2 separate regions of the Homo sapiens genome follow, and region 2 is linked to region 1. A link is a loop called in an ENCODE intact Hi-C map of the cell type or tissue named here. Cell type or tissue: pancreas. All regions are shown on one strand.

Region 1 (8,000 bases):
AACTTGTCCTTTCTCCTAGTCTCAATTCCAGTCCCACAGTAAATCTGAACTCTCATGGTGATGATGGTGGTGCTACCCTTTGGTGAACACTTACATGTCAAACCCATTGCCAAGTACTTTCCATACATCCTCCCATTTCCCCTCTCAACAACTCTCTGATGTAGTCACTATTATCCCCATTTTACAGAGGAGGAAAGTGAGAAAAAAAAAAAAAGATTTAGAAACTTGCCTAAGATCACAGAGCTACTATGTGCCAGAATGCAGGCCTATGTGACCAAAAACAACTGTGCCCTCACTCACCACACCATATGACCTCCAGAATTTCTGTTCTACCACTGAGTAGCTAAACTTCTGTTTCTGTTGATAAAACTACAACCCAAAGTGCCAGGTGACACACCAAGAACAGCTGTGACCATATTCAGCTGCATTTGCTGATGAATATGAGTCCTAGTTCTTCCTTCACAGACACCAGGGCTGGTAACTGCATGTTGACTTCTAATGCTGCACTTGTGTCCATTTTGACACAAACAGCATGTGTAGAAGGAGCACAAGGGAGGAGCAGGTAGCCACTCCATGTGCACTTCTAGCAGCACCCCAGCCCCAGCCATGCACTCTAACGAGGCCAAGTTTCTTCCCTGTGTCTTTCACATCGGACAGGGATTGCACATAGACTGTTCCTTCCTTGCCTAGAATCCCCTCTGTGGAGAATCTGAGGAAATGGCTGGAGCCCATGAGAAAATGTAGAAACACACAAGCAACAGAGATGAGCATTCACTGGAAGCAACAGAACCTGTGTGGAAATGAGTATGGCTCACTTCATCACATGTATGCTGGGCCAATTCAAGTGTTCTGAGCACCATTCAGCTAGTGTTTGAAATGAGTTCTAGGTCTTGCATCCCCCACATTTCTGCCTTCCTGAGCCCATGCCCGGAAAATGTGCTCAATGGCTTGCATGGACCTTACATTGACCACAATTTGTCACTTCCCCTTCTGCCAGCCCAATATGATCCCTGGCTTCTATATACACTGTTCAGTATAGTGACACTACACCAGAAGAAGAATAGGGAGCCCAGTTTTGTCCCAGCCTCCCTCCTCTCATTAACCTTGTGCCATTATCCAAAAGCAATTAACCTACCTGAATATAAGTTTCCATATCTGAGAAATGGGTATAAAGTTAACCGCCATGATTATTCCTATGCGCTCTGACATATAGTATTATTAATTTAAGTAAAGTTTTTGTTGTCCCAAATTTATCACCTTATTTTCTAGATATTGTCAATTCCAAATACCATTCTGAGAACATGATACTTAAAGCCATACATGCTTCCCCAAATATCCATGACCCACGCTTTTTTTTTTTTCCTTTTGACAGAGTCTCACTCTGTCACCCAGGATGGAGTGCAGTGTTGTGATCTCAGCTCACTCCAACCTTCCCCTCCCTCTCCTGCCTCAGCCTCCCAAGTAACAGGGATTATAGACACCTACCACCACGCCTGGATAATTTTTGTAGTTTTAGTAGAGACGGGGTTTCCCCATGTTGGCCAGGCTGGTCTGGAACCCCTGACCTCAAGTGATCTGCCCACCTCGGCCTCCCAAAGTGCTGGGATTACAGGCGTGAGCCACCACGCCCAGCCTCATGCTCATATTTTGAGTCCAATTGGACCAAACAAAAGCCAACCAACCAAGAGGATTGTCTACTCGACTGACACAAGGTTCTGAAAAGAATTATTTTGCTTCTGTAATACACTGAGTTTAAATTGTTTTCCCCTAAACATGTAATTCTCTGGAAATGGCGAAGAAATTGCTGCTTTTAAATCAAGTTTCATGATCAGATACTAGGTTTTGGATGTGATATTCATGAGACATCTGTAACAAGTGAGGTTACTTAAGGGATTTATAATAATTTGCTTTAAGATTTAAAAAGAAAAATATAAAAATACAGAACGACATGACAACTTTACATGCATGGACCATGTGCACCTAAAATTTACCTCTAAAGAACTAGTTAACCAAAAATCTTGCCATAAAAGCTGAAGCCCACATGCACAAAACAAAATGATTGCAAGAAAGCTCTAGATTTCGAGCCTAATTACATGTTTCTTGAAATAATACATGGTGCTGGCATGAATTTGCTATATTGATAAAAGAGATGTCATATTGCTTTATTTTTTAAATCAAATCTTGAATATAGCTCTAAGCCCCTAATCTCTATGGTGGAAAGGAAAAAAAAATCAGCCTCTATTATTCTTGGAGCACTTTCTTCAATCTCTCTAAGGAATTAGAAAAGAATATGGGGTGTTTGTGGCATCAGAAAACAGAAGCAGAGCTTCAACCCTGGCCCATCATCATCACCTCTGAATGTCATTGCCCAAAACCATGTAAGACAGTTAAAGGCAGTAGGATTTCCTTCCTCTGTACAAAGTGAGGACACCCAGATTGCTCACCACAAAAGCCATAGTGCTTAGAGTCTAATCATCATCACCATCCACCCACCTTCTAACATCAAGGTAGTACTCATTGGAAAGCCTGCCCCACTTGGATGTTGCATGCCAGTAGGGCATGACCATTTGCTACTCACCCCCCAACGCATACCCCTAATCACCCACACACATGGTCAAACTATTTCTTTCCCTTCACCTTTTGGAGCGCCTCTTCTTCTAGGACAATTCAACTTTACTTTCTGCAACGTAAGATTTGGTTACTGGACAGGAAATTATATCCTTCCTTGAATCTTCTCCAACAATGAGAATGAAATGGAGAATAATACTACTGCTGACTTCCTGTCATGTATGCAAATCCCCTAGCCTGGAATCTGGTACAGAAAAGAATGCTCAAAAAGTCCATTCCATCAACCATCATAGTTCCAGACACTATATATTTTTGGCACTGGGAATAAGACTCACATTCTATAGTGGAAGCAATTAAGAGAATAATTATAATTAAAAGGCTGTAAGATTCAGGCACCAACCAGTCAACAGAGGCTGGACACAACATTGAGTCCCAGAGGTCCCGTCTCTGATGGGCAAGTCTTAACTGCTGAGTTGCTGAAATTTGGGAAGACTAGGAGAGGGCTGGAGGAGGGAAATGGGAGGCATTCTTTGGGCCTGGGCTGTAGCTGTTTACTAGCCAGAACATAAACACTTTGATATTTTAACAACTGTGGGGCCACACCAGTGTATACCAGCTAACTATCAGTGCTGATCACATAACAAAAATATTGCAATATCAGAGGATGCTTCAGGAGCTCGGAGTACCTGGTTGGCACAGAAGCTTTTAATCTGGGATATTGCCAACTGGACAAATTCAAAGAGGGTTTTCAGGTAAGTGAACTACTTGGTCAAATGCACAGAGGCTAAAGAGAGCAGAGTTTTAACTGAGAAAGAAAAAGTAATCAGTAGTACCATCATTATTATTGATAGACACAAATTACCACCCTTGAGTGGGTAAGTGTCTATGTGGCTTTTCCAAAAGCCCAGAGTGCTCATCTTGTTGAGGCATTGGGCTCTGCCCTTACATTGGCACCTGCGTCCCAATATCTATGGTCTGCATCCTCAGCCCCTATCACAGGCCTTACCCCTGTGTAACTTTCCTGTTATCCCTACTCAGGCAGGAACATAGGTCCATCTCCTTCAACTGCTCACATCAGAGCAGCTTTCACACAAAAACAAGTCTTTCCCTGGCACCTTTATAAACAAGCACCTGCAGATGAGCTGGTCTCAAGGAAAAGTGATTCCAGGGGCTGCCAACCCAGGGAAGCGCCCACAGGTGATCCTGTGAATGCAGAAACACTTATCCATCAGTGATTGGGTGGCCAGCCAGTGGGGATGATCAAGACGATGAGAACACCACCATTTGGATCAATGTGGCCAGAAAGCGACGGTCAGAATGAGGGGAACATTGCTCAGTTTGGACAACTGGCTCACCTTTGAAGAGTAACTAACATCAAATAGGAATTCAGGTTGGTTATGAAGATGCCACAGAGTCCATTGAATTGACATTTTGCTGGCTGCAGCCAATACACATCGCCCCCCAAAACAAATGCACTCTGTTCTTTTTAACCAATTTAGATCTTTCGAGACTTCTATGAAGTGTTGTGTTGGCTTGATGGACACACTTTAAAGCAAACGTGTTCAGTGTTAAAGTTAAGACATGCTTTATAACTGGGCATAAACACTGAAAATGTCTGATCAAATCCCTTCCTTTTATGGAGCAACCACTCTGAAGCTCAGAGAAGTGGAGTGATTTGTCCAAAGTCACACAGCATTTAAGCAAGAGAGCCAGGGTGAAAATTGGAGTCTTTGGTCTCTAAATTCAGTGTCTTTTTTTTATTCTCAGGTGGCTTCCTTCAGTGTCAGATTAGAAGTCTAAAGAGGCATTCATCCTTTTTGCAGAGTAGAGACAACCTTGCCCCCACCAAGATATCCAGAGTGGACGCTCCCACCTAAATGAGGCAGGGCCAGTCAAATCCCAGAGCACCGGAGGCACAGAATCTGTGCCCTAAGCCTTAATGGGGACACCAATCTGGACTGCTACACGTTTAACTTTAATTTCACCATCACTCTCCAAAGCATTTTTGTCATAAGTACACACAAAAAGAGTACCCAGTGCTGCCTCGATGGGAAATTTCTGAAACAAGTGGAGACATTTCCGAGTCCCTCCTCAGACAGGGGGCGGAGAGAGGCCGCGTCGCCGCCTGTGCCAGGGCTTTGTGTGTGGGTTTGGGCGCCTGACAAACGCAGGGATGATCGACCGGTGGCTTCCTCCTGCAGAGCCACGTGCCAGCGCCTAGGGGGCGCTCTCGATGTGCTCAGCAGCCCCGGAGCCTCGCCGCTCCCAACAAAACCGAAATGACGCAGCGGAGCTTTTTTCTTTTTAATTCGCTTCAACATTTTAGGGGAAAGGAGAGACACAATTCTAAAGGGGGCTTTTTAAAAATTCGCCCTGCTTACTGAGACAGATAAATATTTTTAAATATATTATTGGGTTGCTTCTTCCCTGCCTCCCCGTAAAATCAAACTTTTTTTTAATCTGCCCTAAAAGTCAAGTGTATGTTTCACCCCTTTCTATGGCATATGGCAAGCTTTAATGATGCCAGAGTAACACTGTTTCCTGATTAAAATGGCTGGTTGAAAGGACCCGCTTTTATTCCTGCTACAACTTGCCATGTATCATAATGACCAGCTTTAAATCCATCAAAGTGGAGTACAGAGTGCGATCGCAAAGGTTCAGACATGGAAATCCAGTAAATTTTATCTGCTATTCAGCCAAGAGACGCTCCCGAGTAGAGCGCAGCCCTGCCGAGTTTAGATGATCAATTCTTCCTCAATTCCAATCATCCATCCAGGCCACGGACACGCATCTACCTCCGTCTCACATTCATTCCCAATATGCTTTCCTGAGGCTTGGGCAGGATATGCAGGGGCTTCCAGCCGCTTAAGGTGAAGAAGAACTTAGACATTATCATGTCTAAGAAGAAAAGAATCACAAAATTTTTAAAAGGCATAAAGAAACCCAAATAATTAATATTAAAAGATATTACTGAGAGACTTGCAAATATCTCGGCTACCAGATTTTTAAAGTAATTCTCTAGGTGTAAGGCAGGACTGATAAGAGATCGTTATTGCTAACACAAAAATGTTTCTGTGCATGTATTAATATGTGTGTACCTATATATAGATATATATCCTCCCACATCCAAAGAGGTCATTTTTTTAACGTGTATGTGTGCATACGTGAAAAATTCTGTGGAAGATTATCTTGCACACAAAGCAAATGGCCCTGCCCCCATTGTGCAAGAAGCAGATCCCCTGAGATTAGGGAAGAAGGAATTGCTTATGGTCAGCAGAGGCCGGGAGAACAATGGAGACCCCAGCTAAAGGCACAGCAGCAGCCTGCTAGGATGGGTGGGGGACTGACCACATGGCCATTGCAAACTAGATGGCATTGTCATTGTCACCAGAAGTGACTAAAAAGGGCTCAAATTAGCAATTGTTATGATTAGCAGGTGGTTTAAGAGATATGAGGCCCACGAAGTGACTCGGGCTGTGGGGGAGGGTGGGGTGGACACTAGAATGCATTTCAGTTTTTCCTATAGTGCAAAATAGAGAGGCTTAGAAGTGTTTCTTACTTGAATAAAAGAACTGCAAATTCTTTTAAGGAAAAAATTACGGAGATCCCTAAAATGCAAAGTATCCTCCAAGCCAAGAAAATGAAAATGTCCGGGTTCTTTAAAATAATTTTAAGTTATGATCCTATACAATCATTATAGATGAATTTTGATAAAAGTAGAAATTTAAATGCCATTAAATTACAATAGACAAGAAAAGTTGACAACTCTAGATTTTTTTAAAGGCAGCCTTACTCAGTGTGCGTTATTATAGTGCCTAAGAGATGTTTTAGACAAATGTAATAAAACACCTTTCTAACTGAAGAGTTTTTCACTTCTCAGTTCCTCAAAGAGTTCCTCACAAAACTGGTTACTTCTTATATAGATACAAAATACGTTTTTCATGTCTTGCCTCTCTATCTCATGAATCTCAGTACACAAGCAAACACTTCACAGCCTGCTTTTTTATTCTTTCTGTTTAAAAATCTTTGATAACAAATATTCACTGGTGAGCAATTTCCCCAGCAAGATGTCCCTAGGAATCTGTAGACAGAATTGTCAGGAATGGATAGTCTGGCTGCCTTTCTTCCTGTCACTGCCCACAGAGGTAGGCCCTACAGTGGATTCATGTTCAGGTAAATTTTTTACCAAATGGGCAGGATTTCTCTTTTGCAGTTGCCAGTAGCTGTAAGGCATGTGTAATAGAGACTGAAGACTGGATCAAACCATGAACTCATTTTCTCTAGGCCATGTTTCTGTTGGTCTGCAGCTCAAAGATGGCACCTACTTAGTGGAGTTAGCCAAAGATTCCCCACTGTATCAAAACTCATTCTGATCCATGCCTGGGAAGGAAGTGAAGGACTGATTTGTGCAAGGATGCTTTGGTGCGTAAGTCCAAAAAAACTTCATGGAACCAAAACCAAAACAAAAACCTGTTCAAGCAAAGGGATCTAGGGTGTAGAATCAACTCAGACTGAAGTCTGTCAAGATTAATAGATCTTATTGCACTGAAAATGTTAAGTGGGTTCCCAAGACAGGTAAAGTGGAGAATGAGGCAGTTACTTGGCAGTCCTGGTAATTTGTACCCCAAAAAAATCATACCTTTTAGAGTGTTACTAAATTACATTTGTTTTTCGTCGTTGTTGTTGTTGTTGTTTGCAAAACATAAATATATAAGTAAAATTATCATGGCTCTCTTTTTGTTCAAAGAAAACTTGAGCAATTTAATCCTATCTTTGGACTCAAATGATTCAGACATATGCCTTGCCAAGTGAAATTCCAGTAATTCAACATCTGTGATTTGGGACTCTTTCTTAGGTGTCAAAAGAAAGATTTCTTTTGTGTGTGTGTGTGTGTGTGTGTGTGTGTGTGTGTGTGTGTGTGTATGTGTGTACCATAATTTTACACAAATGTTCCCAAGACTAAAAAACTCATTATAAGTAAATGTACAAATACATGGGCTAGAAGTTATCTTCTCAAACCACAATGGAATATCTGCCTCATTCATTCATAACTCCACCTCACCTACACAACCTAAGTATCTGTCACATTTCTGACTAATTTCAGCAGATTTTGGAGGCAATCTACATCACTTACATACAACACATGTAGCAGCTTGCCTTTTCCATACAGCTATTCTGGTGGGCCCATATTTACTAAAGAATGGTTTGATTTCCTCCTGATTCATCTCAATCATGGCTTAAGAAAATTAGGTAGTCAAAGGACTCCAAGCTCGGTTCCTACTCTAAGTCATCTTATCTCTAATGAAATGAGGCCTGCCATAGCAAAATAGACCATCTAGCTCTTTGTGCCACCAGACCAAAAGGGGTTTTGTCCCCTGGATTATTGGAGAAATTATGGGCACTTGGACCTGCCCTTGATGATGTGCTTGGTG
Region 2 (8,000 bases), 410 kb after region 1:
GGTTGAAGAGGGAGGCAAAGAGGAGATTAGGCCTGGAGAAAGCAAAAGCCCCGACCTGGCCTAGCAGGCCCCGGAGGGAGTCGAAGGCAACGGGTGGGGAGCCCGGAACACCGGCGTTTCATTTTTAAATCTTCTAGGTGTCTGCGGGTCAAATAAAGACAAGGGCAGTAACGATTATTCTGTTAAATCTACGGTACTTGACTGCGCAAACACTAATTGATTAGACACCAAAATGATTTGTTTAAAGAGTTTTCCTTCCCAAGTGCAGCTGCTGCTCTTGGGCCGGGGTCGGCATTACCCGGCATTAGCTAAGTGGGCCGCGAGCTCGGCCGCCCAGTCCTCAGCCGCCCTCGGGTGGGGTGGCTGGTCCAAGCCCCGTGGATCAGAGGCTCCCGGCTGGACAGCCACCCTCCGCTTCCGCCCTTCCCTGTCCCTCCAGGGCGAGAGAATGGTGCGCCTGAAGATCGTCCTGGGCCGACTTTGCCCTCCGTCCGCCCCTTCTGGGTTTTCCTCATTTCGGGTCGCTTGGAACTACATCCGTCGGTGCAAGAGTTCTCTCGTCCTTCCCCTTGTCCTCTCCAGCCCCTAAACTTGGCATCTCTACCCCAGCGCGGGGCTAATGGAATGCAGGGCCCCAGCGGGGGAGGCACCAGAAGAGGAGCATTAACCGCCACCCCAAATCCGGACAATTCAACGCCCTCGCGGCTTGAGCTGGTGTCTTTTGTAGACTATTTCAATGATATGAAGTTATGTCCAAGAAAGAAATCCCACTGAACTGTTGGCTAGACGAGGCCAACTCCTCCGGAAGTGGGCTGGCAGCGGCCAGCGAGGGGTCCTGCTGCAGAAGAACACCCCAGGAGCCTGGAATCCCTCCCTCAGCCCTACGGCATCAGTATACCTTTCCTCCCTTCAGCGCTCTTGGCTTGAAGCCGTGAAAAAGCCCTCGCGGAATTAGGCGACCGCCAAAACGGATTCCAACCCAGGAGAAGCCGCCTGTAGTTTACCCGAGGACCCAGGAGAGCAAGCGTGTTCTTTTTTCCCCAGCGCAGGAAGTAACCAGAGATACGAGCCGAGTGGTCTGGTGTCCTGGGATGGCCGCCCAGGCAGCCCTCGGCAACTCCCAGAACGTGGAGTTAGTTGCGGATGGCACCAGCTGACAGCCCTTTGACAGAGCATCTTCTCTTTGGGATATGGAAGGGCAAGAAGTAGATAAAACAGAGGAAACTGCAAAAAAAAAAAAAAAAAAAAAAAAAAAGCCCAATTTAAAAATATTTTCTTGGGCAAAAACTGTAATTTGAGAAAGAAAAATGTTACCGAACATATGAATAAAATGATACGCTAAACAGAGTATCAAAGATTGAAGCAAGGGGCTACCATAATTAGTTACCACTTCCTTGGTCCCCAGAGAGTGGAGAGAAGTCATTGAGTGATTTTTTTTTAATGGTTTTCAATAGTGAGTCACCAGGCCACCCCATTCTGAATTTCTTGGTGTTCTACTCTAAGCCTGCAGCAATTTTCTGAATAAAATTTCTCTAGAAGTGGAACAGGAGAGCTTGCCAGGAAGCACCCAGGACCAAGTCTTTCACTCTCCAGCTATCTAGTGCTCTACTGTAGCCAGATACCAAAGAAATGGTTCCTCCCCACAAGTTTAATGTTAGACTAGCTACAGGCATCAGAAATGCCAGTGAATATGCCCTGGGGCTCTAGCCAAGGAGCCAGCCTCCCCCTGGATCCCTGGGTGGAGGAATTTGCCCTGACACCCAGGATCTCGCTCTTTGTGAGTCCAAAAAATGGGAAGTAGACATTTCATGGTTCGGAGGAGCTAGAAACATTTCTTTGGAATGGTCCTGAGAACTGGGACTGGGCCATACGTTACGCCTCTACTACTCACAAAAATAATTAAAGCATTAATTCTGAAACCAATGGAAGGTTTTCAGAGAAGCTCATGTGGCCAGTATTTGGAGGAATGGTTTTATTCTCTTTGCGCTTTTTCTTTGCTGAACCTGGTAGGGCAGCGTGGTAAGCTCTAGCCTACCTAGCAAAAGAAGGATTGCCCCTGTCCATCTCATATCCCAGGTTCTTCTCCTGACATTTACAAAATAAACATCCTAAGTTCCTTGTTTTCACTCTGAAAATATTGTCAGCAACAAGCATCCAGTCATAGTCTTATTTCCTTTTTTCTTACATATATACATTATGTAATTTTCTGCTAGTGATTGACACTATTTTTTTCTTTAAATTTCCTGCAGCTACTCAAAATCTAAGCAGCTAAAAATAAGTCCTCCTCCTCAATCACACACATTGACCTACACCTACCAAGTTTCCAGGGACTCCTCTGTGGACTCTTAATTCCTTCAATCCCCATAGTGTACCTAATGGGTGCCAGGCTCTGTTCTGGGCACTGGAAGGGGGAAAGAAGGAGAGGGACAAAACGACAGAAAGTAGTCCCAGCCTTCCAGCAGTTAACAATCTCTCTAGTGCCCGTCCTCCCTCCACACATGCAAATTCACCTTAACTAGGCCTAAGAAGAGCATTCTTCCTACCCGTCACTTCCTTAGTAAGAAGAAAAATTTTGAGAGGTCAAATAAGAACACAGTAATATGTTGTTTCTGACTGAGAAACCACTGCAACTCAGTCAATTACGGGAGAACAATGGTTAGATAAATGGTGTGAATAGCCAAGAAAGATTAGGGAGATTTGCAAACCAAAGCAAATCCTGCACATACAATATTTTAATGTTTTAGAAAAAAATCAAAAATTACTGAGCAAGCCAACACATATGGTGCTTCTCCAGGTCTTTTCGTTGGCTCCTTCTTTAGGGACCAACACAGAGCCAGCCCCCCTTTTCATAAATGCCCTTGGGGGAGAGGGGAAGTTGAGCTCACCTGATGCCAGCCTTATTCAGGTGGACTCCAGAGGCTCAGCTGAGTGCCTCTCATGAAGGAGGGTTTCCAAGATCAAGTTCCTAATTAGCTACACAAAGAGAAAACCATGAACAATTTGTGCACTTGGTGGTATTTACTTCTTTCTTTCTTTTAACAAACTGCCTTTTGGGAAGATAGTTGTCATAAGGGCAAATCAATCACTTCAGCGGGATTAAAATATTGGGGCGGGGGCGGGGGGACAACTGTTTAGCTGAAAGACTCCCTGCTACTTTAACCCATTGTTTGGTCTCATGCTGTAGGAAATGAGAATGGAAACAATTAAAAACCAAAGATGCAGCTTTCCACCAAGGTACTGTAATATACTAGGCAGGAAATATATGTTTTGTGCTTGTGTGTATGCGTGTATGAATAGGTAGATATAGATACAAGTTTAAAGAGTTAATCGTGTTTTCTGAGTTCCTTTACATCAGTGTATTTTCCCTAAAATATCTTTTCTTCTCTGGGGGTTCCTAAATTCCTAACTGTTCATTATGAAAGTAGACATGAAATCCATTGAGATGAATTATTTGCAGGGCCTCCATATGCATTGTTTGGACAGGATGGGAGTGCCTCTGGTGATAAAACCAGCTAGATTAACCAGTCCCAGGACATGGCCGCCTTCAAGGAAGTCACGTTGACTGTATCCACTGAACTTGACCTACCTGGATTAGGATGTTGCCCTGGTGGTAGCAGGGACCTGGGCAAAGAGATAGGCCTACTCATGCCTGGGCCGGTGGGAACTTTTCCCAAAGGGTTGGCCAGCCCAAACTTTTGCCTTGGAAACCCAACTACCACCACTACCACAGCCTTGGCCTCTCTAAGGGCTTGGGAGCATTTGCAGTGGAAACACCACGGGTGGGCTGCAGTTCGGTGCCCCAGCAAGCAAACCTACAGTCTGAGTCTGGCCCAGCACAGGCTACACACACTTTATTCCATATCTGAGTCCAGATACCCCGGCTCTGAGAGGCTATTCTCATTGTAACCACCGCTTGCCTGGGGCTGAGGCTCGGCGCTGACCCGGCCATAACTGCCACGGGCTGGACAATGGGCACATCTGTCCTTTCTCTGAGGGATGAAAGCACCTAAGCGGACACGGCTCTGCCTTTTGTTGCGGATTTTTTTTCTTTCTTTTGTAAATGAAAGAAAGCCGCGGCATGTGGCGGCCGGGTGTACGTCTCAAACTGGGGGCCTCCGCACACGTCCCCACCAGGCCCAAAGACCAGGTTCGATTCCAGATTGGAGCGTGACTGTGGGAAGGGCGAAATTACTCCCGAAGCTGAATTGATTTTCAAATCTGGAGGCGTCTCTCGGGGACGCCGGGAAAAGGGCGTCCCTAGGGGCCAAGCGGAGACCCGCGCGCCGGCGTCCACCCTGTCTGCGTCAGTACTTCTGGAAAGCAACCGCCTCCGGGTGCTTTAGCAGGAGGGCCTTGGGAGTAACCGCAGGGACGGCCCGAGCCTCCACGGCCCCACCAGCACCCGGAAGTTAACATGGGTACCCTCCAGGGCACTCCCTCCGCTCTCCCTCGCCCCCCTCCACAGGCCGAGTCATCGGCGAAGCGGACGCACAGCCTTAATTATGAGCTGAGCGGGAGAAGGAGCCAGGCGGCGGGGGACAGTGAGGTATGGCCCGAACTGGGATTCTTGGCACTGATTACTCCTCTCCCCAGGGCATGGATGAGAAAGGGTGGGCAAGTATGTATCTGGGAGGACGAAGGGTGCCGGGTCAACGGCCGCCAAACGGACCCAGCCCTTTAAGCAATCTGCACCCCACCCCACCCCAACCCCCATCCCCCAATAGGCCGTGAATTCAAGGGTGGGAAAGCGCACTCCCAGCAGCCCCCCGGGAAATAAAGCTTAGTGGGCTAGAGCCGAAGGGGTGATGACACAGTCCCCAGCTCCCCGGGCAAGCTGCACCGGGAAGCAGCAACTGGAGAGAGAGGGGCGATGTCTCCAAGCACAGCACTCCAGCCGCTAGAAGCCCGACACGAGCGTCCCCGGGCTGGGAGGACAGAGCCCACTCAAGCAAGGGAGGCGAGCGAGCCAGGCGCGAGTCTCCTGGGATTGCAGCGGCGGCCCCAGGTCGCGCTCTGCGCCAATCTTTCGCACGTGCCCGCAGCTCCCTGGCCATCCAGCGCCGCAGGGAAGGCGCTGGGCCCCCTCCTTCATTTGTACCGGGACGCCAAGGGCCTGGCGCGCCGCGACCTAGGGGGCGGGGGCGGGCCTCGCGCATGCGCGCTGCGCCTGGCGGGCGTGAGGGCGGGCCGCTGCGGCGGCGGCGGCGGCGGCTACCGAACCGCGGCCACAGAGTCTGTAACAGTAACAGAGCCATGGCTCAAGCTGGCCAGCGGGGCGGGCAGGCAGCAGACGCGGCAGGCGCGCGGGCCGCGGCAGGGGAGCCGGAGACCTCAGAATTTTAAGAAAGAGAGGGGCGAGAGGTGGCCGAGGCGGGCGGGCTGGGGCACTGCGCTCTCCCAACGGCGCGGATCCTCTTTGGAAATTAATATTAAAAAAAAAAAAGCCGAGGACGCAGAGGGGAAGGTGGGGGGTAAGAGGGAAGGCGAGACACACACACACACACACACGCACACGCACACACGGACACACACACACGGAGAGAGAGAGAGAGAGAGACAGAGCCCCACAGTGAGAGGAAGGAAGGCAACAGTCGCCAGCAGCCGATGTGAAGACCGGACTCCGTGCGCCCCTCGCCGCCTCTGCCTGGCCACATCGATGTTGTGTCCGCCGCCTGCTCGCCCGGATCACGATGAACGCGCAGCTGACCATGGAAGCGATCGGCGAGCTGCACGGGGTGAGCCATGAGCCGGTGCCCGCCCCTGCCGACCTGCTGGGCGGCAGCCCCCACGCGCGCAGCTCCGTGGCGCACCGCGGCAGCCACCTGCCCCCCGCGCACCCGCGCTCCATGGGCATGGCGTCCCTGCTGGACGGCGGCAGCGGCGGCGGAGATTACCACCACCACCACCGGGCCCCTGAGCACAGCCTGGCCGGCCCCCTGCATCCCACCATGACCATGGCCTGCGAGACTCCCCCAGGTATGAGCATGCCCACCACCTACACCACCTTGACCCCTCTGCAGCCGCTGCCTCCCATCTCCACAGTCTCGGACAAGTTCCCCCACCATCACCACCACCACCATCACCACCACCACCCGCACCACCACCAGCGCCTGGCGGGCAACGTGAGCGGTAGCTTCACGCTCATGCGGGATGAGCGCGGGCTGGCCTCCATGAATAACCTCTATACCCCCTACCACAAGGACGTGGCCGGCATGGGCCAGAGCCTCTCGCCCCTCTCCAGCTCCGGTCTGGGCAGCATCCACAACTCCCAGCAAGGGCTCCCCCACTATGCCCACCCGGGGGCCGCCATGCCCACCGACAAGATGCTCACCCCCAACGGCTTCGAAGCCCACCACCCGGCCATGCTCGGCCGCCACGGGGAGCAGCACCTCACGCCCACCTCGGCCGGCATGGTGCCCATCAACGGCCTTCCTCCGCACCATCCCCACGCCCACCTGAACGCCCAGGGCCACGGGCAACTCCTGGGCACAGCCCGGGAGCCCAACCCTTCGGTGACCGGCGCGCAGGTCAGCAATGGAAGTAATTCAGGGCAGATGGAAGAGATCAATACCAAAGAGGTGGCGCAGCGTATCACCACCGAGCTCAAGCGCTACAGCATCCCACAGGCCATCTTCGCGCAGAGGGTGCTCTGCCGCTCCCAGGGGACCCTCTCGGACCTGCTGCGCAACCCCAAACCCTGGAGCAAACTCAAATCCGGCCGGGAGACCTTCCGGAGGATGTGGAAGTGGCTGCAGGAGCCGGAGTTCCAGCGCATGTCCGCGCTCCGCTTAGCAGGTGAGCCGGCCAAGGAGCTGGGCGCGCGGGAGATAAGGTACACGAAAGCCGAAGGGACCAAAGGAGGAAGGGTAGGAGAGAGGGCTGGGTGCGCTTCATCCCGCCCGCCCCTACCCCTAGAAGGGGGACTCCCTGTGCCTGGAAGGGCCAGCACAGGGCTGTGGGAGCAAATTGCCTACTCCAGGGCTCAGGGTGTTGGGCTGTGGAAGGCTCCGAGAGCTAAGCGGCCGGGCCTCGGCGACTGAAGAGGCTCATTTGCGCTCAGGGACAGCGAGGGAAGCTCGTACGGCCTGAGGCGGAGAGAAATCCCCGCACCTGGTGAGACACTCTGCGCCACCTCTCAGTTCAGCGATCCGGGTTTGGGAAGAGGGATGCAACGCGTGCGTGGAATCGCACGCAAATGTTCCTCGCAGGTACCTCTGACACATCCCAGGCGCTGGGCTGGAGCGTGCCGGAGCAGCGTCGATGTTTGGCCGAACTGGCTGCTGTGACCCCCTCCCGCGCTCATTCTTTTGGCGCTGGCTGGGGTGACCTCAATCTAAGAGTATGGGCAAAAAGTTTCAGAGCCATTGGGCGGTGGGTGTGTAGCACAGACGAGTTGTAAGGGTTAGGACGCTCTCTGCGCATGGAATTGGCTGTGGAAAGGAGAGGGAGGCTGACCGTCCCAAGGTCCCAGTGAGAGCTGCAAAGCAATAGCCATGTCCTGGGACCGACTCCGCTGCCGACTCCCTGAGGACTTTGCATTTTGTTTTATTATTCCTCTTCGCGATTTTCGTCTGAATCCCCGTGCGGGAGGGGGGTTTGGGGATGAGAGTGTGTAAATGACCCCCAAGTCTAGGAGCAGAGGTCTCCTGCCCGAAACCCCAAGCCCCAGGTGTTTCTGAGTTCAGCTGGAAGCTCTCCTTGGCGCAGCGCAGACACCGCGCCTGGCTCCCCGAGACCGCGGATAGGCAGAGAAGAAAGCTGAGCCCAGCCCGAACCCCACCGGGGATTTCAGGAGGATTCGGCGACCCTTGAGGGTAGAGAACATGAGGGGAGGTAGAGCTAAGGACAGCGGAGGGTGGCCTGGGTTTGATGAGATCCGGCCGGCGGTTGCCAAGTTGATTGACTCCTGGTCCATGCCCCCTCCCCCCCCACTCCCCCACCCCCCACCTCCACCTCCATCTCAGCCCAGCGCCCAGGCCTGAGCCTTGGCGAAGAGAAAA

Evidence for each region. Hi-C counts contacts between places; a loop is a spot of excess contacts. Peaks named below come from ENCODE experiments on the same cell type or tissue, not always from the same donor. Only the 100,000 strongest peaks of a DNase experiment are listed, where the experiment ranks them.
Region 2: a loop joins it to region 1, with 5 times the contacts of the local background. A loop is called at or near these places in 64 of 110 quality-filtered maps.

The regions. Positions count from the first base shown.
Region 1 is chr15:53,194,298-53,202,297 of GRCh38, reverse strand. The region is part of intron 5 of LOC107983981 (a long non-coding RNA gene); the gene reads right to left. Among named protein-coding and RNA genes, the nearest start is that of LINC02490, 82 kb to the right of the region's middle. In pancreas, a CTCF peak has its summit at 4,780; a DNase peak (open chromatin) is centred at 4,747.
Region 2 is chr15:52,787,575-52,795,574 of GRCh38, reverse strand. ONECUT1 (one cut homeobox 1) reads left to right here and starts at 5,239. Exons shown (of 2, transcript NM_004498.4): 1 at 5,239-6,795. The coding sequence starts at 5,691. It overlaps LOC105370824 (a long non-coding RNA gene), which reads right to left and starts at 5,145. Exons shown (of 2, transcript XR_001751550.2): 1 at 2,886-5,145; 2 at 169-1,224. RefSeq lists enhancers at 1-461, 462-1,159, 3,416-4,183, 4,184-4,952, 4,949-5,243 and a silencer at 5,132-5,201. In pancreas, a CTCF peak has its summit at 4,251; DNase peaks (open chromatin) are centred at 4,344, 5,114, 5,824, 6,344 and 3 weaker places; H3K4me3 peaks cover 3,787 bases; H3K27ac peaks cover 4,168 bases.